Regions from separate parts of the Homo sapiens genome. Here region 2 is linked to region 1. Evidence: chromatin loops called from intact Hi-C (ENCODE). Cell type or tissue: pancreas. All regions are shown on one strand. Each heading gives the region's core, and the rest is flanking DNA. Links, peaks and the distances in the headings are about the cores only. Region 1 holds the start of LOC124904947 (a long non-coding RNA gene). Region 2 holds the start of RBBP8NL (RBBP8 N-terminal like).

Region 1 (10,858 bases), core at 910-8,909:
TACTCCAAAGGCTCCCAGAAGGCCATTTACCTTCCCCAGGCTGTTTTCTCACAGGTGGGGGTGAGGCTGCCCACAGCTCAGCTCAGTTTGCAGAGGAGAAAGAAACAGCCCCAGCCCCTGGCTGCTGGCGTCTCCCGGCTGCTCCTGAGTCTGGCCCTTCAGGCCTCGTGCCCGCTCCTCCTCCCGCCCACTCCCCCTTGTAGGGAGGGCCGGGTGACCCGTGTGTCTCCACCTGGCCCCGTCCCATGGGTCAGCAGTGGCGATTTCCATGCAGAGGGCTGGGTGTGTGGACACAGGTGGGGTCAAGCGCAGGGCCAGTGGCCTCAGCACATCCGCAGGGCTTTCCCGGCTTTCTGGGAGCTGGCCTGCCTCTGTCATCTGGGCTCTCAAGCGGTGCCTGGATGGTGGTCTCGCAGAGGTGCAGGGGGGTCAGGGAGGCTGCCTGGGGAGTGGAGGACTGGGCTTGTGGGGCCTCGGCTGAGTGGCGTATTTCCATCCCCGCAGGGCCAGAACCAGGGAGATCCTGGTCCGCCCTCCCTGTCTGAGCAGCCACACGCAGGGCCTGTGCGTCCTCCACCTGAGCCCCCTTCCCGAGCCCCGGACCCTGCTGGGTGGGTTGGGAGGGATGGGCGGTTGCGGGGTGGGGGTGGCGGTTCCGGCAGGCGACGCCCGACCCTCCTGGATGGGTTGGAGGGTTGCAGGGTGGGGGTGGGGGCTGACAGGCGATGCGCGCCCCTGGTGGCTCGCGGGGCACTTCTCTGGGACCTGGGTCTGCGAGGGTCTCCAGGAGGCGCCGGGCGTTCGGGACCCAGACAGCGCCAGGGCTTTAGGAGCCCCCCTCCCCGACCCAATATGACTCCAGCTCGTTGCAAACAGACTGAATCTCCTCTCCCAGGGCCACCAGCACCTGAGCGTGTACAGAGCATGGATGGGCCCCGAAACTCTCATTTCTTGTTGCCAAATTAAATCCAGGCAAATGCCAGCATGCTTAGACACAAACGACCATTTATTTCACACGAAACGAGGAGAAATTGTTGATGCAGCCACCTCGGGGGTGTGCGGGTCAGAGGGTCAGAGGACGGCCTCGGGGAGGCTGGCGGAGGGCGAGGCCCCAGTGGGCAGGGCTGCACCGTCTGCCACCCTTGGCTGTGGGAGGCGCAGCTGCGGGCTCGGGCCCTGGTCGTCCGTGTGACTTGTCCCCACCTGGCACGAGTGCTGCCTTTGGTGCCTTGGGATCTGCTGTGGGGCCAGGGGCTCAGTGCTGTGTCCTCCAAAGCTGCTGCTGAGTCTCTGCAACCTCTGAGGTGGCTGCAATGTCAGGCCCCCAGGGACCCGGGCCTCAGGGGAGGGCCAGGAGGAAGGTCTTGAAGTATTTGATACTTGGGGACGGGTCTCCCAAGCATAACTTCCCGCAGAGCCACAGCCACCAAATCACTCTGGAGAAAAGCACCAGGGGGAGGGGCCACGGGAGCGGAGCACAGACCCCAGCTGCCCTCGCATACCCAGAGGAGCGTGTTCGTCTCCACAGCAGCTCCGAGGATGCGCTGGCTGGAGACAGTTCAGAAAGTCGGAAACGTCAAAGGGGGCGATGCCACAGTGTCATTCTGTCTGTGGAGCCCTAAAGTGTCAGCCCAGGGGGTGGTTCTGGGGTCTCTGGAGGAACATCCTGTGTAGCAGGGGAAGGGGGGGTGGGTGTGGGGGATGGGTGGGTGTTGGGATGGGTGGGTGTTGGGGATGGGAGAGTGTTGGGGTGGGTGGGTGTTGGGGTGGGTCCGTATTGGGGATGGGTGGGTGTTGGGGTGGGTGGGTGTTGGGGTGGGTCCGTGTTGGCGTGTGTGGGTGTTGGGATGGCTGGGTGTTGGGGATGGGAGAGTGTTGGGGTGGGTGGGTGTTGGGGTGGGTGGGTGTTGGGGATGGGTGGGTGTTGGGGTGGGTGGGTGTTGGGATGGGTGGCTGTTGGGATGGGTCCGTGTTGGGGTGGGTGGGTGTTGGGATGGCTGGGTGTTGGGGATGGGAGAGTGTTGGGGTGGGTCCGTGTTGGGGTGGGTGGGTGTTGGGGTGGGTGGGTGTTGGGATGGGTGGCTGTTGGGATGGGTCCGTGTTGGGGTGGGTGGGTGTTGGGATGGCTGGGTGTTGGGGATGGGAGAGTGTTGGGGATGGGTGGGTGTTGGGGTGGGTGGCTGTTGGGGTGGGTGGCTGTTGGGGTGGGTCCTTGTTGGGGTGGGTGGGTGTTGGGATGGCTGGGTGTTGGGGATGGGAGAGTGTTGGGGTGGGTGGGTGTTGGGGTGGGTCCGTGTTGGGGATGGGTGGGTGTTGGGATGGGTGGCTGTTGGGGTGGGTCCGTGTTGGGGTGGGTGGGTGTTGGGATGGCTGGGTGTTGGGGATGGGAGAGTGTTGGGGTGGGTGGGTGTTGGGGTGGGTATGTGTTGGGATGGGTGGGTGTTGGGGATGGGTGGGTGTGGGGGTGGGTGGGTGTTGGGATGGGTCCATGTTGGGGATGGGTGGGTGTTGGGATGGGTGGGTGTTGGGGTGGGTGGGTGTTGGGATGGGTCTGTGTTGGGGATGGGTGCGTGTTGGGGATGGGTGGGTGTTTGGATGGTTGGGTGTTGGGGATGGGTGGGTGTTGGGGTGGGTGGGTGTTGGGATGGGTCCGTGTTGGGGATGGGTGCGTGTTGGGGTGGGTGGGTGTTGGGGTGGGTGGGTGTTGGGATGGGTGGGTGCTGGGGATGGGCGGGTCCGTGTTGGGATGGGTGGGTGGTGGGGATGGGTGGGTGTTGGGGTGCATGGGTGTTGGGGTGGGTGGGTGTTGGGATGGGTGGGTGTTGGGGATGGGTGAGTGTTGCATTGAGTGGGTGTTGGGATGGGTCTATGTTGGGGTGGGTGGGTGTTGGGGTGGGTCGGTGTTGGGATGGTTGGGTGTTGGGGTGGGTGGGTGTTGGGATGGGTGGGTGTTGGGGTGGGTGGGTGTTGGGGTGGGTGGGTGTTGGGATGGGTGGGTGTTGGGGTGGGTCCGTGTTGGGGTGGGTGGGTGTTGGGGTGGGTAAGTGTTGGGGATGGGTGGTTGTTGGGGTTGGTCCGTGTTGGCAATGGGTGGGTGAGTTTTGGGGATGGGTGGGTGTTGGGGTGGGTCGGTGTTGGGATGGGTCAGTATTGGGATGGCCGCTGGAGGGTGGGGGCAGCTGGGACCTACCTTGGCTGACCCCTCCCCAGACCCTGACAGTCTGAGAGAGGTGGGCTTGGCATGCAGCGGGCAGCAGAGGAGAGCAGTTAGGGAAGTGAGGCTGGGGAAACAGGGAGGGAGAGAGACAGCTGCGATGTCATTACAAGTCAGTCACCAACAGTTTCCAGGTAGGGAAGGCATCTCTTTATGGCAGCAAAGGTGCCAGGAAGGTGGGCTGGGGTCTTCCAGCAGCTTCCAGAGCTGAGAGCAGCTGCTCAGGGGTCTCAAGTGAGTGTGGTGGGCTAGGCCACCCACGGTTATGCTGCCCATTCCATCCCCCTGCCTGGGGAAGGGCAGGGCAGGAACGAAGGGGGGTCCTTGGTCTCGGCATGGGGCAGGGACCCCCGATGTGGGAGCAATGGACACATCCCAGTCCTCTCTCCGTCTCTGCCTTGTCAAGCAGGAAGCCTTCTTGGGGCCATGGGTCCCTAATGCTTTTCTACGCCCAGCTCAGGTCCTGGGGATCAAGGAGCCGCAGGCTGGGATGGGCGAGCCTCTGCAGGAAGGTCCTGGTTTATTTTTGCGGTCGCTGTGCAGGTCAAGAGTGATGCTGCTTCACCTCTTGTGGCCACCATGGTGGGTTCCTTTAGAAAGATTTATTTAAGGACGTCAAAGAAACTGAGCAGCAGCTGCCTCTGAGAACCTGGCGTAGGGAGGTCTCATCTTCCTGGGGTTATACCCGTTCAAACGCAGAGACAGAGAAGAAACAGGAAGAACTGATCGTGCACAATAGATTCCCCCAAGTTAAAGGTGCGGGGATCTAGAGAGGAGCGTTCAGTAAGCCCCGCACGGGCGTGCTCAGCTCTGTCCCGCATCAGGGAGCCAGGCCAGGAACCGAAATCGGGATGTGGGCCGACGCTTAACCTGGACAGTTGTCCCCTTGGCGTAGAAGACACCAGCACACCCCCTCCACTTTGGACAGATGCCGTGACCAGCCCGGAGCCCCAGCAGCTCCATTCACAAGGTGCTTGGGAAAATAAATTTAGGTGTCTCCATTCGTAACTCAGCAATGTGATTGAGCGTCTGTGGGAGAAGCCTTATTCCTGCAACGGCTGTGTGTGTGTGATGGGCCGGAGCCCGGGGGAGTCAGGAGCTCAGACTCAAGTGAAGCTCAGAGTGAACAGGAAGGGTCACAGCCGCACCGTCCCCCAACCCCCAGGCGGTCAGAATCCAGAGCGTGGGCCCAGGGCTGCCCCTGCCCGTCGGTCCCCGGAGAAAACGCCCGGTGTGTGCGGAGCTTCACCACCAGGGGGAGTCCGAGGCCGTGTCCAACGTGGGTGTGCGGGAGGGCGGGGGGAGGGTGTGAGCCAGCGTGTCTGTGTGTCCATGAGTGTGAGGGTGTGTGCAGGCGTGTCTTACTGTGTATGTGTGGGTGTGAGGGTGTCTGTGAGCCTGTGTGCGTGTGCGGGTGTGTGCAGGCATGTCTTACTGTATACGTGTAGTTGTGAGGGTGTCTCTGTGAGCGTGTCTGTGCATGTGAAGGTGTGTCCATGCGTGTGAGGGCGTGTGCAGGGGTGTATATGTGTGAGTGTGAGGGTGTATTTGTGTGTCTTACTGTATATGTGTGTGAGGGTGTGAGCCAGCGTGTGTGTCCATGCGTGTGAAGGTGTGTGCAGGCATGTCTTACTGTGTATGTGTGGGTGTGAGGGTGTCTGTGAACTTGTGTCATACATATGTCCATACGTGTGAGGGTGTGTGCAGGCCTGGCCTCCTGCACTAGTGTGGGTGTTTGTGTGTGCAGGTGAGAGGGTGTCTGCCTCTGCTGTCGTGGGTTGGGATTCGTGTGTGCAGGTGAGTGGGTGTCTGCGTGTACTGCTAGTGTGGGTGTTCGTGTGTGTGTGTGAGCGGGTGTCTGCGTGTACTGCTAGTGTGGGTGTTCATGTGTGCGGGTGAGCGTGTGTCTGCGTGTACTGTCGTGGGTTGGGATTTGTGTGTGCGGGTGAGTGTGTGTCTACATGTACTGCTAGTGTGGGTGTTCGTGTGTGCGAGTGAGAGAGTGTCTGCGTGTACTGCTAGTGTGGGTGTTTGTGTGTGCAGGTGTGTGTCTGCGTGTACTGCTAGTGTGGGTGTTCGTGTGTGCGGGTGAGCGTGTGTCTGTGTGTACTGCTAGTGTGGGTTGGGATTTGTGTGTGCGGGTGAGCGTGTGTCTGCGTGTACTGTCGTGGGTTGGGATTTGTGTGTGCGGGTGAGTGTGTGTCTGCGTGTACTGCTAGTGTGGGTGTTCGTGTGTGCGAGTGAGAGAGTGTCTGCGTGTACTGCTAGTGTGAGTGTGTGTGCAGGTGAGTGTGTGTCTGAGTGTACTGCTAGTGTGGGTGTTCATGTGTGCGGGTGAGCGTGTGTCTGCGTGTACTGTCGTGAGTTGGGAGCCGTGGATGCCACGCAAGCCCCGAAGCCCCAGCTTTCTGAGCAGCTGGCCTGTGACGGCGGCATCTCAGGCGGCTTGGCTGTGTAGTGGGGATCCCCCAGCAGGCTCCAGGACCAGGGTCTTCTCTTTGGCTCCAGGTGACCCCAGCAGACTGGCCCTGCACCTGGCCCTGTGTTGACATCTCCAGAGGGTTTGTGAGCAGAGATGAGGGCACCTGTGAGGTCAAGGATAGTCTCTGTGTGGCAGCGGGACCTTGGGCCCAGGGGCAGCCTGTGGCTCTGAGGATGGCTGTGAGTACTTGGCAATGACCCTGTTAGTTGAGCTTGTGCCCGGCAGGGCTGAGATCTCCCAGCATGTGGCATGGGCCCCTCACCACCCCGAGTATGGACCCTGATATGGTCTGGCTCTGTGTCCTCACCCAGATCTCATCTTGAGTTGTAACTGAATTGTAATCCTCATGTGTTGGTTGGCAGAGGGACCTCGTGGAGGTGATGAGATCATGGGGGCGGTTCCCCCATGCTGTTCTCAAGACAGTGAATGAGTCTCATGTGATCTGATGGTCTCATAAGGGCTTTTCCCCCTTTTGCTCTGTGCTCATTCTTTCTCCTGTCACCCTGTGAGGAGGTGCCTTCCGCCATGATTGTAAGTTTCCTGGGGCTTTCCCAACCAGGCGGAACGGTGAGTCAACCAAACCTCTTTTCTTTATACATTACCCAGTTGAGTATTTCTTCATAGCAGTGTGAGAGAGGCCTCATAAAGACCCACTTCGTAGATGCACCGAGACTCAGACCCTGAGGTGGGGCTGGGTGGCCGCAGGCTGCTCAGGGGTCTCAAGTGAGTGTGGTGGGCTAGGCCACCCGCGGTTATGCTGCCCATTTCATCCCCCTGCCTGGGTGTGGGTCTTGGTGTGTGGGGTGGGATTACAGGAAGGAGCAGTGCCCTGGGCTGGCCTGCTAGGGGTGGCCCAGCCAGGAGGCTCCCAGCAGGGTCGGCTCTCGGGAGCTGGGTCATGGAGGGTGGGGACATGAGGGTCAGGGAGAGGGCCCAGCTCCCTGACAGCTCCTGGGGCTCTGTGGCAGGGAGAGCAGGTCTGCTGGGGCCAGCTCATGCTTCTGGGGCGCAGCCTTGCCCTGACCCATGGGCTCAACGGAGGGCCGGGTGGGGCTCCCACAGAGCAGTGGGCCTTGGGCCTCAGCTCTTCCCAGATGGAAGCTCTCGAGCAGATGAGAGGGGCTGTGAGCTCCTATGCGCTGGCTCTCCACGTCCCTGCTCCTCCTCTTCCTGGTCACCCCTGCCAGCCCCTTCCTCTGGTGCTTGACCTCGCCCTACTCCCCACCTCCCGGCCTGTGAGCAGCCTTGGCCCGGAGCTGCCCTTCCTGATCATGGTCGGGACCCCAGGCATCTGCCCCTACGTTGGCCTTTGCCAACAGCTGCTCAACCTGCGAGGAGGTGCAGGGAGCCGCCGGCCCCGCTCCTTGGACCTGATCATGGGCAGGTGGAAGCAAACCGCCTCTGAGAAGGGCTGCTCCACAGACACTGCAGGAGTGCCTGGGTCCCAGGACAGACCCTCTGTTGGGTGCAAGGGATGAGGATGGCTGTCCCCACATGTCTCCTAGAGAACCTTCAGGTGGGAATCCTTTTAAGTGAAAATATTCAAAACAACCAAGCTCTCCAAGCTGTGGAGGGCGATTCTCAGACTTCTCGCCCGGCGCTGCCAAAATCCTGTAGCCGGGGTGGATGGGGTGCCCTGGCTGCCTCCCCCAGCCCCTGACAAACCGGCCATCTGGCCTTGGCAGGTGACCCCTCCTCAGCAGCATCCTTGACACCGCCAAGGTGAATTTGCACCTAGAGGTCCCGGCAGGACTTCGTTAATGAGCGTGCTCCTGCCTCAGGACTCTGCATATTCTCCTCCTCCCTGCCATGCCCAGACCCTGATGTCCCGGTTCTCCCCCTCTTCTCCCTCAGCTCTGTGCTCCAACGCCACCTTATCAGAGACCCCCACAAGCTGTGGATGGGGGCTGTGACCTTAGAGCCCCGAGTGGGGAGCACACCCTTATCAGCAGACTCCTGGCTTCCCCAGCCTCTGACCCCTCTGATACCAAAGGCGTCAGATGTCAGGCGGGAGACACAGACAGCAGGAGCCAGGACAGAGTGGGGAGGGGAAGGGGAGGCTGGTGGGGGTTGCGTCTCGTCTGCTCGCTCCTGGCCCAGGCTTACCAGTGGTGGCCTGATTGTGACAGGCTGGATCTGGCAGCTGGAGGGGCTCAGCATCCTCTCTGGGGAGGCAGGGAGGCCCTGAGGGAACGGGTGAGTGGAACGTGAGGTGCTCTGGTCACCTCCCCCACTCTTGGGCAGACAAAGCAGGCACCGGCCATGCGGGCACCAGAGCAAGCTCCTGGATGCCAGGATGGGGCTGGCAGCGCCAAGGTGGGCACAGGCACCAGGGGCTGCTTGCCTCTGAGAGTCCAGGGAAGGCTCCTTGTCTCCCAGGCAGGTTTGTGTCATGGGGACGCTCCCCACGTGACACTCACTGCTGGCATCGTGTGAAAGGGAGGGGGCACCTGCACTTTGCTTTGTCAGTCTCTGTCTTATTCCTGTCCTTAAGGCATCCTGACCTGCTCATTTGTCCACCTGCCCCGCAGCCAGCCCACTCGCCTGCCTGGAGGGTTTGAAGTATTCTCTAGGCTCAGGGGGAGAGCTCCTTCTGGCTAGTCTTAGATCACGGGAGCTGATAGAACGCCAGAATGATCCAGCCCAGCCCCCTCATATAGCAGATGGGAAACAGGTAGGAGAAAAAGCATCTGTCCCTGGTCCCTCACAGCCTTTTCCTAACATCGCGGTTATCACCACCACCACCACCATCATCATCCCCATCATCACCAACACCATCATCACCCCATCCCCATCATCTCCATCACCACCATCATTTCCATCATCACCATCACCATCACCACCATCACCATCCCCACCATCATCACCATCACCATTTTCACTGTCATCATCATCATCACCATCTTCGCCATCATCACCACCATCACCGTTTTCACCGTCATCATCATCACCATCACCATCTTCATCATCCCCATCACCGCCATCATCACAACCATCATCATCATCTTAGCACCCACTCCCACCATGGGAAAGTGCTGTGGCCCCTTTTCTGTCCTGTCCCTTTGCCTTTTGAATAGCAGAAGGTCAGAACAGAGCCTGAGGATTAATTCCAGAAAAAAACCCTCCTCTTTACCCTTTAGTTTCTGGTTGCCTTCGAAACCTCCTGCCTGTGCCTTTAGAGCAGACCTCTTCATCTTCCTGAGGTATGTTTGAACTCCATGAGACACCCTCCTACAACTTCAGTTCACCTGCTGGATGATGGCTCTGTGGGCTGGGGGCTTTCTCACGGAGCAGTCACTGCCATTTACTGTTCCTTGGTGCCAGGTGGGGGCTTGGGCCCCTCCTCTCTGCATCCTCCACCATCACCCTCCAAGGGCCATGAGGGATCTTGGGCTTGGGCCTGGCCCCATCTTGGGTGGGACTTGGTGGGCGCCCTATTCTAAGCCAGCTGCAGGTGCACCTACTATGGTCAGTCACTGGCCAAGGGCTAAGGAGACAGTTCCCACCCTCGTGGGCTCATGGTCCAGTGGGGTCATGGCATTGGCCCAATGACCCCAAAGGTGGTGAAGTTGGGGAAGCTGGGACTCCCTCCAGAGCTCAAGAACCACAGCAGGTGCCCAGGGATTTGAGGCAGGCCCTTGTGGTTTCAAGCTCAGCAGTCTTCTTGTGTGGGGGACGTCACAGACCTGCTCAGTGCCCCCAGAGGGGAGGGCTAGGAACTCGCTGTAGAGTAGTGGGAGGTTGAGGTTGACTGTATGCCAGGGAGGGGGTGAGCCCTACCCCCTAAAGTAGGCAAGTAACAACTGAAAGACTGTCTCAGGCAGGTGGGCACTTGGCCTGAGTGTCCCCTGCTCCTCTTCAAGGTGCGTGTGGGGACCCCAGAGCACAGGGTGAGCTCAGGCCCCTGCTGTGCCCCGGGGACGCTCAGCCACAGAGCACACTGGCTGCAGCTCCGCATGGGCCCTGCCAGGCTGCACGAGAACCTCTTGACGCAGCGATTCCCAGGCCAAACCCAGCCACGTTTGTGTTGCGGCTCCACACAGACGGGCCACGACCCTTGTTGTCAGCAAACTCTCTGAGGGTAAGGAGCTGCCACCCGAGGTTCACCTCCATAGCTGTGCTTCTCCTTCTGCCACACCCAGGAGAGTGGATTTGCTGTGAGCAGGGGCTGGCCGCTCATGCTGTTAGGCAGAACAGCTGTGGACTGGTCCCTGTGTCCCCGCCACATGCCCTGGACATGAGGTTTGGCTCATCTCAAGGGTGGACCTACGTCACAGGGCCCGGCTGGCCGACATGAGGCTGAGTGCCAGCTCCTACTTGCCCCTCCACGTTGACCTGCCCAGTGGGGCCCCTGGGCAGGGAGACCCCGGCCCCAGGCTGACTCTGACACTCCCCGCAATGTTGGAGCCGCTGGGCGGGCAGACCCCGTCCCCAGGCTGACTCTGACAGCTCCCTGCAATGTGCCCGTGTCATGCGGATTTGGCCTCAGGTAGGTCTCGTCAGGGACACTCTATCTTCAAAAAATGCAGCCCACACAGTGGCTGATTCCAAGGGTCTCAGAGACTCTCCAGATAGTGCTGAATGAGGGGGCCAGGGCCCCAGGGTGGCCCAGGGTCCTGTGGGGAGACTCCCTGACCCCAAGAGACTCCCAGTGTGTGGCGTTGTCTGCCCAGCCAGCCTCCCCTACTGCCCAGGTATAGAGCTGGGCTCCAGCCCGGCCAGTAGGTGCGCTCTAGGGCCCCAGAGGCCACTGGGCCTTGTGCCTGCCCGGGCTCAGACCCTGTGGTTCAGCCAGGAGGAGCAGCCACCTGGGAGCCTTGGGCCCAGAAATAGGTGGGACAGGCCAGGATGGCAGGTGGACTTGAAATTCCACGGCAAGCACGACCGGAAGGAATACATCGGGGGCGATTACACGGTCCTTCTTCCTCCTACCCCATCAATACATTTTTTTTTTCTTTTAAAAAAAGAAATGTAGTTTCTCTGAAAATTTATCCATGCTGATTTTTAAAAGTTGGCAGAGGCGTCGTTCTGGCTGTGGATCGGGGCTTCTGGAACAAGCAGGCCCAGGAGTCTCTGAGGCTTCCCCGGCAGATTCCCTCCCAAGGTGGAGATAGGGGGCGGCGGGGTCAGCGGGGGACGCAGTGCCCTTTGTGATGGCCAGG
Region 2 (10,858 bases), core at 1,885-9,884, 72 kb before region 1:
TGTGTTGGGTGGGTGAGGGATCCTGGGACTAGGGAGACTTGGGGCTTTCCTGGTGGGAGGCTGGGAGGGATGTCTTTGCTGGTGAAGGGGACCAACAGGACGCTGAGCTCCAGAGGTGGGGACAGCATGGAGCCTGCCGGAAGCAGGTCACGTGGCCAGCATCAGTGGTTCTGACCCTGTTTCCCGAACTCCGTACACACTGAGACCTTCCTGACAGCCCACGGAATCTTGACCACACCACGAAGACCTCGCTCCAGATGGGGAAACTGAGGCTCAAACAGATCAAGCCTCCCGTCTCAGTCACCCAGTGGGAAGTGGGATCTGGGTTGTGCCCAGCTCCTGGGGCTGTGGGTCTGCATGCTCTGCCTGTGTGGACTGGGGCGTCCTCCCCATGGCTCTGGTGCACCCAGCTGCACTGGCTTTTCCTGGCCAAGGGGGCCCCTGGGAGGAAGATGTCAGAGCCGGGGCCTCCCTGGGCTCAAGCAGCTGAGGAGGGCCAGGAGGGGGCGGAGCTGCAGCTCCTGAAACTCCCCCCAGACCCGCCCAACAGGCCACTCTTCCCTGGCCCCCAGCATCTGCCATGTGGGCTGGGCCGACGCCCATAAAGGAGCCGCCCAAGGGAGCCCATGGTGCCTGCGGGCCTGGGAGAGGTCTCTGGGGTCCACACGAGAGGTGGGCTTCCTTCCCAGTGAAGTCACTGTGGTGCAGAGGCTGGGACGGAGCCTCTGCTGTGCCTCCCACTCACAGGATCCTTTCTGTGCCCGAAACCACCTGCAGCACTCCTAGAGTGCTGGAGAGCTCCGGGGAAGGGATGGGAGGTGGAGGGAAGTTGCAAGCCTTGGTGCTTTTGGGGAGAAGAAATGAACCAGGATTGTAGAAATTCACCCAGACCCGCACCCGCAGCCTTGAGCCAGGGGTCAGCAGCGGGGTCAGTGGGGCTGGCTTTTTCTTCCCGAGTCAGCCTTCTCTGGGTTTGTTGGGCTTGCCAAGGGCAGCTAGGGGTGCTGGGGCTGGGGGAACTCGGAAGGAGGGTCTCCTCCAGGCCTGGGTGGGGGCTGCAGTGGGGCTGTGATGGGGGAGCAAGCCTACCGGGGCGGGGAGGGGCTGGGCTGAGGCTCATGGGGGGCTTCACAGGGCTGGGGTGAGAGAGCTGAGCTCTGGTCCAGGGTCACCCTCAGCCACTCCTCCCACTCCCAGACCCTCCCACTCGGGAGTCCAGGCTGGAGGGTCTCTGTGGGTGCTGAGCCCCCTGGAAGGAGTGGGGGAAGGGGAGGGCAGGCTAGTGAGCCGCTGTCCCACCTGCTGCTTGCAGCTGGGCCGTGGGGGGGGCAGGTGTGAGGGGCGCATGTCTGTCCCCCTCGACACCACTCTCACCCCACCATGCCTTGCCCTCTGCTCCATTTTGCCACTGAGAACACGACCCAGAGGTGGCGTCTTGCCCACGGTCAAAGCTAGTGAGAGCCGGGCTGGGCTTCAGCTAACCCAGGCCGGCAGCTCCGCCTCCTGCAGTGAGGTGCTACTGGTGCCAGCACCTTTGCCTTCGGGGGACTGCTCCTTAAAACCAAGGGGCGACGTGCTGCTCTCACCAGAACGGAACAGAGCCCATCCAGTAAACGGGTGCCTCTTATCCCCCGGACAGGGCCCAGGAGAGCCCTCCATGGGGAGCCTGAGGCTGGCAGACCACCTTCCACCTCATGTCCTCATCCAGGGAATGGACATGCACTGTGGGCCCTGCCTGTCCCTCAGGACTCCCACCTCCCTCTAAAGGCCCCCCAGAGCCTGCACCTGCCCTCCTAGGGTCTCCACCCACTCTCCCAGGGCACTCTGGAGTGGCCACTCAGAGGGGGCAGAGGTTTGCTGTTGTTAATCCTACCTCACGCATTCTCAGAGCCCCAGCAGAGAGGGTGCACCCCCCCCACCCGCTGAGCTGGCTGGGGCGGGGCAGGGGTCGCATTCCTGAAGGGTGCTGGCTGGAGAGTCAGTCTGGGCGGAGGGTAAAGGTGTGGGCTTCCCAGTCAGCAGCCCTGGTGGGGCTCTCGGACCCATCTCTGCTCTCTATGCGGCCTTGGGCAAGTTGCTTTTCCTCTCTGAGCCTGTTTCCTCACCTGGGGGTGACAGCACCCCTGCCCCTGTATCAGGCTGCTTAGAAGCTCCTCACAGGTAATGCCTGTGTGGCCAGGAGCTCCGTAGACAGGAGCGCTCAGTGAGCAGCCGAGGGAGACCCCGATTCACCTGCGCCTCCCTCATGACCTGCGCCTCCCTCATGTGGGACCCCAGGTGTCCAGCAGTGCTGACGGCAGGACCCTCTGTGCTTGGACAAGGTCAAGTCTCATTGCCACAAAGGCCTTGTGCAGGAGGACGCAGCCCTCCCCACGCTCAGGGCAGAGGTCCGGCTTCTGACGGTGATGACACTCATCCTTGGACGGCTGCTCACTACGGACTCCAATGGGCTCACGGCATCTCTGTGGCTACACCCAGGGGAGATGCCACCTGCCTCCCACACACAGGCCAGGGAATCACAGGCCCAGCTGTGGCCCTGGCAGGACTGGACATTGTCCGGCCGAGTGCCAAAACCCACAGTGATGCCTGTTCTTACCCTGTCCTCTGGGAGGCCGGGCCCCCTGAGCTCCTCTGCTGTCTGAGCAGGAGGCATCCGGGGCATCACTGGGCTCCCCGCCTCTCCGAGGGCACTCAACCAGAGAAGCCGCCTGGGCACCAGTGCTCCAAGGACGTCTGCCAGGCCGGCTGCTCTCCACCCCAGCCACCGACCCCCAGCAGGCTCTTTGGGGCAGGAGTGCGGAGCTGGACACTGGTACCCTCCGTCTCTGAGGCCTGGGCTGTCTGTATGTCCATCTGACTGACTGCCCACCTATCCAGGAGCAACGGTGATGGCCACAGCAGTAGCAGTGGCAGTGGCAGTGGCATAGCAGTGGCAGTGGCATAGCAGTGGCAGTGACAGTAGCAGTAGCAGTGGCAGTGGGAGTGGCATAGCAGTGGCAGTGGCAGTAGCAGTGGCAGTGGGAGTGGCAGTGGCAGTGGCAGCGGCAGTGGCATTAGCAGTGGCAGTGGCAGTGGTAGCAGTAGCAGTGGCAGTGGTGACAGTGGCAGTGGAAGTAGCAGCGGCAGCGGCAGTGGCAGTGGCATTAGCAGTGGCAGTGGCAGTGGTAGCAGTAGCAGTGGCAGTGGTGACAGTGGCAGTGGAAGCAGCGGCAGCGGCAGTGGCAGTGGCATTAGCAGTGGCAGTGGCAGTGGCTGCTGTTGATCACATACTGTTCTGTGTCAAGCACCACACCAGGCTTTTTCCCACTTGCATGGGCACTGAAACCATCCTGCAGCTTTGCTGAGGAAGCCAAGCTCAGAGTGGTGCCCTCTGCACCTTGACCCGCTTCTCCCCAAGGGATTCCCCTGCCCCTGTCCACCTCCTGGCTGCCCCTGTGGAACACCCACTGCATAGCTAGGTTGGGCACATGCATGTGGCCGGGGCCCACCTGGCCTTGGAGGAAGTGCTGATTGTCTCATTCTACAGGTTTGGACACTGAGGCTTGAAGCAGATCAGAGATGAGCAGGTGGAGCAAGATTTGGACCTGGACATGGCCTCAGAGTCTCCTCCCACCCTCTGTGGTAATGGGCAAAGCCTCTCCCATGGAGACTTCGGCCAGGTCGCTTGTCTGGCCGTGCCTCAGTTTCTGTGACTGTAGAACAGATGTTGGTGGTGAGCCCTGACCCAGGCTCCTGTGCACACACCGCCGCAGGGCCCCCGGGACAGCTGCACACGCATGTTGTGTGTGCACATGCACTCGTGTACCCCACACGCGCGTGCGCCCGTGCACTCGTGTGTACACATAAACAGAGGAGCCAGCCGAGGTGTCCCTGCAGCTCAGGCACAGCAGCCCTGCAACCTGACTCCCTCCCGGAGGTGGAGGTGGGCCGGGCTGCTCTCCTGCCCTGCCGGCTGGCTCCCTGAGGCCTGGCCCGTGGGGGAGGGGGTTGAGCAAGGCCCGCCTTTGTGGCTGCTTCCCCACAGACACAGCGGCAGAGGAGTCCCCTGCTCAGTGCCCAGCTGCGGGTGCTGCACCCCTGCACCACCCTCACCCCTGTGGCTGCGCCCGCTTATCCTCTTGTGAACCTGGATGGTGGGGCGGGACAGGCCCAGGGTGGAGGGCGAGGCCACCAGCCTGTCCCTGATGCCCCAAGCCCCTCAGCAGACCATGGACACTTCCTGGGCCCTGGTGCCAGACTAGGCCTGGCCTCTTTGCACCCAGCTCCTGCCAGGAACGCCCACTGAGCTCTCTCCGTTGCTAGGTCCCTGGACCAGGAGCAGCCTTGTGCCACCCCTTAGGGAAGACGTCCAGTCCCACCCACCCCCGCGGCTCTCCTCGCAGGAGTCCAAGCTGGGCCTCCAGCCTCCCTGGTGAGCACCCCAGCCAGGGATCCCAGCTCACCCGGCTACTTGGGTGGCCTGGCCCCGGGGTCCCGGGTACTCACATGGCTCCTGGCCCTGCCTCAACCTCTGTCGACCTCTGCGCGGAGTCCCCCACGCTCTTCACAGGGAGAGAGAAGTGAGCGGGCTGTGAACCTGCACAGGCAACAAGACAGGATTTTGGCCAAACCCGCTTGACAGGTTTTCGATTCTCCCAGCCAGGAGCAGAAAGGAGGCAGAGACTGCCCTGAGCCGCCAGGCGGGTTCTGCCATCTCGCAGAAAGTGGCCGGACAGGTTGGGTCTGAAGCCACATAGAGTTGGGATTGTTTCCTCATAATCACTGTGAGGCTGGGCTGCAGGAGCCAAGCTGGTTAGCACTGAGAATCCAGTTTGGTGCCTGTGACACGGAGGGCCCGGGCGGGGAAGGGTGGGGGGCTTGCAGGGGTGCCTGGGTCGGGGGCTGCAGGTGGGAGTGAGCAAATGTGCTGTCTCGCCACCTCGGGACAGGTGGTAGGGCCTCTGACACAGAGTGGTCCTTCCTGCTGTTCACAGCTCAGCTCACCGTGGGCTGACCATAGGTAGGTGACAGTCCCCTTTCTGGCCTCGGTTTCCCTGTCTGTAAATTGGGGATAATAAGCTCAAGAGCTGTCCCTGCCAGAACCCAGTGGACAGAAATCCAGCAGCTGCTATGGGAAGCGACCCGCCCAGCCTGCCCCGCCCTGCCTGGGGAAGCAGGCCTTCTGCTTGAGGGGGACTGGGCGCATGCTGGGCCTCTGGTCTGCGCAGTCTGCCCGGGGTCTGTGAGTGCTTGTGAGTGGGCTTCTCCAGTCTCCAGGTAGGCTGGGTGCCCCCGGCCAGGTGGAGCCCAGGGGGGCAAATAGGCTGGGGGCTGGCCTGGCCCCGGGTGGCACGGCCCAGGTGCTGGAGCAGCCTCACACTGTGGTCTCGTGTGTGTTCCCTGGACAGCAACACTGTGGCTGCGGGGTACAGCCCTGACCCCCTCATGCCTTGCCCCCTGTGTCCTACCCACGACCCCTCCCCACTCCCTCCTCCCCGCCTCCACCTCCGCCTCTGCCTCATCCTCAGCCTGTCTTAGCTCTGCACGGAAGCAGAGCGGGGGTTCCCGAGTCCTTGGGGCCATGATCCCCAGCGCACCCGAGTACCCCAGGAATGCACGGGGCTCAGAGGAGGAAGCCTGGGAGCCTGGCCTGTAGCCGCTGCCGCGAGGGGAGGACGGACTTCCTGCTCCCTGGCAGGGCCCCTGCTGGTGGCTGGTGGCCAGCTCTGGGTTTGGGATGAGGGCTGGGTCATCTCTGGCCCCACGATGCCCTCCCACTCAGGACCAGGCTCTTGGGAGGGGGTTGTGGTCAGCATGGGCCACTCCAGCTCTGGCTGGCCTGGGAACTTCGTGGAGGCCCCTCCTCCGGCCACCTCCCTGTTCCTGGCTGGGCCCTTTGTGAGTGGGGTCTGCTTGCTGCTGGCGTGTGTTTTGTGTGTGCCTGTGTGGGGACTGTGTGCACGTGTGTGTGTGTGTGTGTGTGGGGATACGAATGTGTGTGCATGTCTTACATGTGTGTGCCTGTGTGTGCATGTGTTGCACGTGTGTGTGTGCACATGTGTGCGTGGACATGTGTAGCTGCTTTGTGCTGTGGTCTGGATGTTTTTTGTGTCTACCCCAGATTCTCGTTGAAATCCTAACGCCCCAGGCAATGATGTTAGGAGGCGGGGCTTCTGGGAGATGGCAAGTTCGTGAGGCTGCAGCTCTGCTGGGGGATCAGTGTCCTTCTACAAGCGGCTCCAGGGAGGTCCCTTGCCCCTTCCACCATGTGAGGACCCGAGATGGTGCCGTCTATGAACCGGGAAGTGAGTCCTCTCCGGACGTGGAACAAGTTGGTGCCTTGATTTTGAACTTGCAGCCTCCAGGTATGAATGTGAGCTCTGGGCTCACTGCCTGTGGGGAGCCCTGCCTCACAAGGAGGGGTCCCTCTGCATCTGCCATGCATGGCTGTTTCAATCAAAGCTGCTGTCTAACACCACCGGCTCGACCTTGAGTTCCTCCCTGAGCAAAGCCAAGCGACCTCCTGGACTGAGCCAGTTTTCGTGCCTGCCTGCCCTGGCTCATTGGCCAGGGACCCCACCCCGCCATGTCCAGGCCTTGGTGATACAGGACAGAGGTGCCCGTGCAGGTTGTGCCTGTGGCTGGGTCCCCAGGGAGAAGGTGGCAACCCCAGGCCAGCAGCCTCCTACCCTGAACTCCAGGCAACATCGTCGGCCCCCTGGCACTGCACCTGCACTGTGGGCAGAGAAGGAGGGAAGGCTGGGAGAGGAGGAGGAGGTCGAATGTCGCTGGAGGTCGGCGTCCTTCTGCAGCCGTGGGTTTGTGTGCCCCTTTGTTCATTCATGCAACCATCCAAGACCCATTTCCTGGCTGCCCACCAGGCCCTGTCCAGGCTCTGGGCACATGGATGGCCAAGAACGTGACTCACACATTTACGGGGCTTTTGGCTGTGAGAATCGGGCACACAGAGGGCACTGTCTGAGTCTCAGTTTACTTGTCCCTTGCAGGGCTGATGAGGGTGAAAGGGGTTCCTCTCCTGGTACCACTCACCTGTTCATTCATTCAGCCGATGTCTGTTGAATCCTGATCAGCCAGGAGCTGGGGGGTGTGATGGACACCCAGGCACCGGCGTCCGGGCTCGCAGGAAGCATTGCAGAATGAGGCAGCAAGGCCTCAACACGCTGCTGGCAAACCGTGGCCAGGTTTCAGCGTGGGGGCTGCTCCATCGCCCCATTATACAGCTGAGGAATGAGGCCCCAAGTGTGTGTGTGGCCTCCCAGCCCTGGCAGCCACCCCCACCTGCACCTGAGGGGCTGGGGCTGCTGGGCCTGGGGTGAGGGACCAAGAGGGCTCTTCATGGCCCCCTACACCTGCTTCCTAGGCCAGATGGGGGCCCAATGCCCCACCCCAGAGGTGAGGCAGCCTTTTATCTCTGAGCTGGGAGGGGTGGGAGATAAGCTTCAAAGGCATCTCGCTGTAAAACGCACCTTTAAAAGCCGGCCCTGCTGCCTGGTATTTGTGTTACTGGAGCGATAGATAAAGGGTGGGGTGGCCAGTGCAGTGGCCAGGTCAGGCCAGCCCTGCAGCCCTGGCCCCCAGATAAATGGGTCACCTATTAGCACGGCCCTGCAGGAATGGGACTGCCTTCTGTGACAACCGGGGCCCATCCCCACCCTCCCTGCAGACAAGCCCTTGCTGGCCCGGCTGGGGGGCATCCTGATGGCGGGTGCTGTGTGCCCATGGGGCCAGGCTGCACTGGGCAGGAGGGGTGCAGATGTGGGCCCTGCCTGGGCACTTGGGAGGGCGGAGGCTTTCTTGGTGGGGGGAAGGATCAAGCCCCCCGTCTTTCCTCCACATGGTCTCACTGCTAGTCACCCTATTTTATGTTCTCATGATTTTTATTTGTATAGCTTCATGGGGTTTAAGTACGATGATGCTGCATTGAGACGTTGTACTGTGTGAAGTCAGGGCCTTCTGTGCATCGGTCGAGGGTGCAATGCACACGGCACCCCCGAGCAGCCACCCATCCTCCCTTCCCTCCACCCTGCGAGGCCCCGTTGTCCGTCTGTCCACACTCTGCTCCATGAGCACACGTGACTTAGCTTCGCCTTGTGAGTGAGAACCTGCAGTATTTGTCTTTCTGTCCGAGTTGTTTCACTTAAGATAACGTAGGCACCCTCTTTTAAAAATTACTTTTTGCTAATACAAGAACTGCAAGGATGCCCCCTGCCCCCTCCTGCGAAGCACTAAACATGACAAATAAGACCAAAGTCTCCTTTTATTGTCGCGTCTCATCCCCTCCCCAGGTGAGCCGCTGCTTGGGGTGAGCATGCTTCCTGCTGGATGCTTCTCTATGTAAGCACCTGCCTGAGTGTCAGCCCTCTTAAGGTGAACCGCTCCGTGTCATTCGTACATTCACAAGTTTGTGCCGCCATCATCGTGATCGGATTCCAAAACATTTTCATCACCTCCAAGAAAGCCTTGTACCTGGCAGCAGTCACTGTCTCTATGGATTTGCTTATTCTGGACATTTCATAAAAATAGAATCAAACAGCATTTGGCTCTTCGTGTCTGGCCTGTTTCTCTGAGCACGATATTTCGAAGATTCAGCTGGGTCTCGCTCCTGTTCCTGGCTGAAGCTGAATAATATTCCAGTGCACGGCTGGACCACAGTCATCAACTGACGGACACTTGGTGGTCTCACATTTCCACTGGTGTGAATAGTCCTGCTGTGAACATGCGTGTGCGAGATTTTGGTTGAACACTTGTCCTCAGTCCTCTTGGGTGTGTATCTAGGAGTGCAATTGATGGGGCTTATGGTAACCCTAAGTTTAACTTTCGTTTACTTTTTTGAGACAGAGTTTCGCTCTTGTTGCCCAGGCTGGAGTGCAGTGGCACGATCTCGGCTTACTGCAACCTCTGCCTCCAGGATTCAAGTGATTCTCCTGTCTCAGCCTCCGGAGTAGCTAAGACTATAGGCATGCGCTACCACGCCCAGCTAATTTTTGTATTTTTAGTAGAGACGGCGTTTCACCATATTAGTCAGGCTGGTCTTGAACTCCTGACCTCAGGTAATCTACCTGCCTTGGCCTCCTAAAGTGTTGGGATTACAGGTGTGAGCCACCGCGCCCAGCCACTGTAGTATTTTTAAGAAGTCTAAATTAATGGGAAAAATTCACAATGAACCAAATAACCAAGTTTTATATAAAGACAGGATTAGGGTGAGGCAGGCGAGTCCCTTACTCTTGGGGCTGTGAGAGTGTGGGGTGGAATCGGCTCCAGGGTCCCAAGGTGTGGCCGGAGAATGGGCCTGGTAGGGAGACCTGGGCATGGTGCCCGTCTCCGGCCTCTGTCCTGTAAGGGTTTGCCTATGCCTCCGCCTCATCAGATTGCTCTAAAGATAGGACACAGCAGCACACGGGGCCCAGGCTGGGGTGAGTGGACCCCTCCCTGAGACCTTCATCTGCCACCGAGGTGAGGACAGCCATCAGCCTCCTCAGAGCCTTAGGGTCTGATCCCTCCTGGACCGGCCCACAGATCCCCAACGGACTGGAGTCCCCTGTGGCTGCTCCCCTCCCTCTCCCAGCCAGCTCTTGGGCATCCAAGCACCCCTCTGCAGGGAAGCCCTCCATGACTGTAGGTAGGTCAGGCCTTTTCCCAACAGGCCTGTAAGATGCAAGTCTTGGGTAGAAACTGTGTATTGGCTCAGGGGTCTTCAGGGTGCTACCTTCTTGAGACAGGAAGTGTTTGCCCGTTCATTGCTGTCTTGGCCCCTGGCATATGGTGGTACTTCATAAACATTTCTTCCTTTCTTTTTCTCTGAGGCAGGGTCTTGCTCTGTTGCTCAGGCTGAAGTGCAGTGGTAAGACCATAGCTTGCTGCAGCCTTGAACCCCTGGGCTCAAGTTATCTTCCTACCTCAGCCTCCTGAGTAGCTGGGACCATAGGTACACGCCACCATGCTTGGCTAAATTTTTAAAAATGTTTTGTAGAGATGGGGGTCTCTCTTTTCTGCCCAAGCTGATTTTGAACTCCTGGGCTCAAGCGATCCTCCCGCCTCGGCCTCCCAAAGTGCTGGGATTACAGGTGTGAGCCACCGTGCCTGGCCCTGGTGGGTTGTGTCTTACCCAGAAAACTCAAGTGCTAAGAGGCAAAGCCTAAAGGTTCCTCTGGGCTGAGACGGGATGGGCCCTGCTTGGTGAGAACTGGGGAGTGGTTTAGGGGAGGGCTGTGTTTCCTAAAGAGCCGACAGAAGCCTTTTACTCTGGCTAAACTATTTGTTCCTATACCTTTGTTAAATATTATGAAAATGAGGGTACCTGTGGAATGGGGACCCTGTGTGTGGAACTGGGGGGATGGCTGGGAGGGGTCTTCCCAGGCCAAGTCCTGGTTGGGCTCTTGCCTGGGATGTGTGGGGTGGAGGCTCCGGGGAGGGGGCAGAGGTGCCTGGGGGTGAACCAGCGGGTACCCCGGGCCATTTTGACCTCTGACCTCAGCTTCCTTTTTGAGACAGTGGGGCTGCCTTGGTGCCTCTCTCCTGGAGGGTGTGGGTTAAATGAGAGGGGTTCTGTGCCAGGGCCCAGGGCTGTGCCACTCACTGAGGGTCCTAGCGACACTCCTGAGATGGTTCTTATTTTGTCACCATTTTCCAGGGCAGTGCCAGCCTTGGCAGACGGGCCGGACAGAGGAGGGATGATGGCTCAGGCTGGCAGGGGCTGCCACGGGGCAGCGATGGCCACCTCGAGCCTGGCCAGTGCTTCTGGACTTCCTCTCTGCTGACTTTGTTCCCTGGCTAGAAACAGTTGTGGCAGCGCTCCCAGACCGGGCGTCTGCACGGAGTGGCCTCAGCTTCCTTGAGCTGTGGGAATTTAACGAGAGTA

What was found. A loop is a pair of places that touch in the nucleus more often than their neighbours do. Peaks named below come from ENCODE experiments on the same cell type or tissue, not always from the same donor. Only the 100,000 strongest peaks of a DNase experiment are listed, where the experiment ranks them.
Region 2: it touches region 1 in a loop (2.1-fold over the local background); 7 of 110 quality-filtered maps call a loop at or near these places.

Annotation. Positions count from the first base shown.
Region 1 is chr20:62,495,883-62,506,740 of GRCh38, forward strand. LOC124904947 (a long non-coding RNA gene) reads right to left here and starts at 132. Exons shown (of 2, transcript XR_007067707.1): 1 at 1-132. RefSeq lists enhancers at 197-702, 703-1,209, 4,185-4,685, 6,151-6,380. In pancreas, for the core only: a CTCF peak has its summit at 4,463 (motif pointing right); DNase peaks (open chromatin) are centred at 4,459, 6,666 and 6,989.
Region 2 is chr20:62,422,975-62,433,832 of GRCh38, forward strand. It overlaps RBBP8NL (RBBP8 N-terminal like), which reads right to left and starts at 4,565. Exons shown (of 14, transcript NM_080833.3): 1 at 4,486-4,565. LOC105372710 (a long non-coding RNA gene) reads left to right here and starts at 4,856. Exons shown (of 4, transcript NR_187662.1): 1 at 4,856-4,999; 2 at 6,101-6,344; 3 at 7,890-8,090; 4 at 8,286-8,535. RefSeq lists enhancers at 35-826, 3,405-4,164 and a silencer at 3,779-4,073. In pancreas, for the core only: a CTCF peak has its summit at 4,668; DNase peaks (open chromatin) are centred at 2,499, 3,937, 4,667, 5,467 and 3 weaker places; H3K4me3 peaks cover 983 bases; H3K27ac peaks cover 1,865 bases.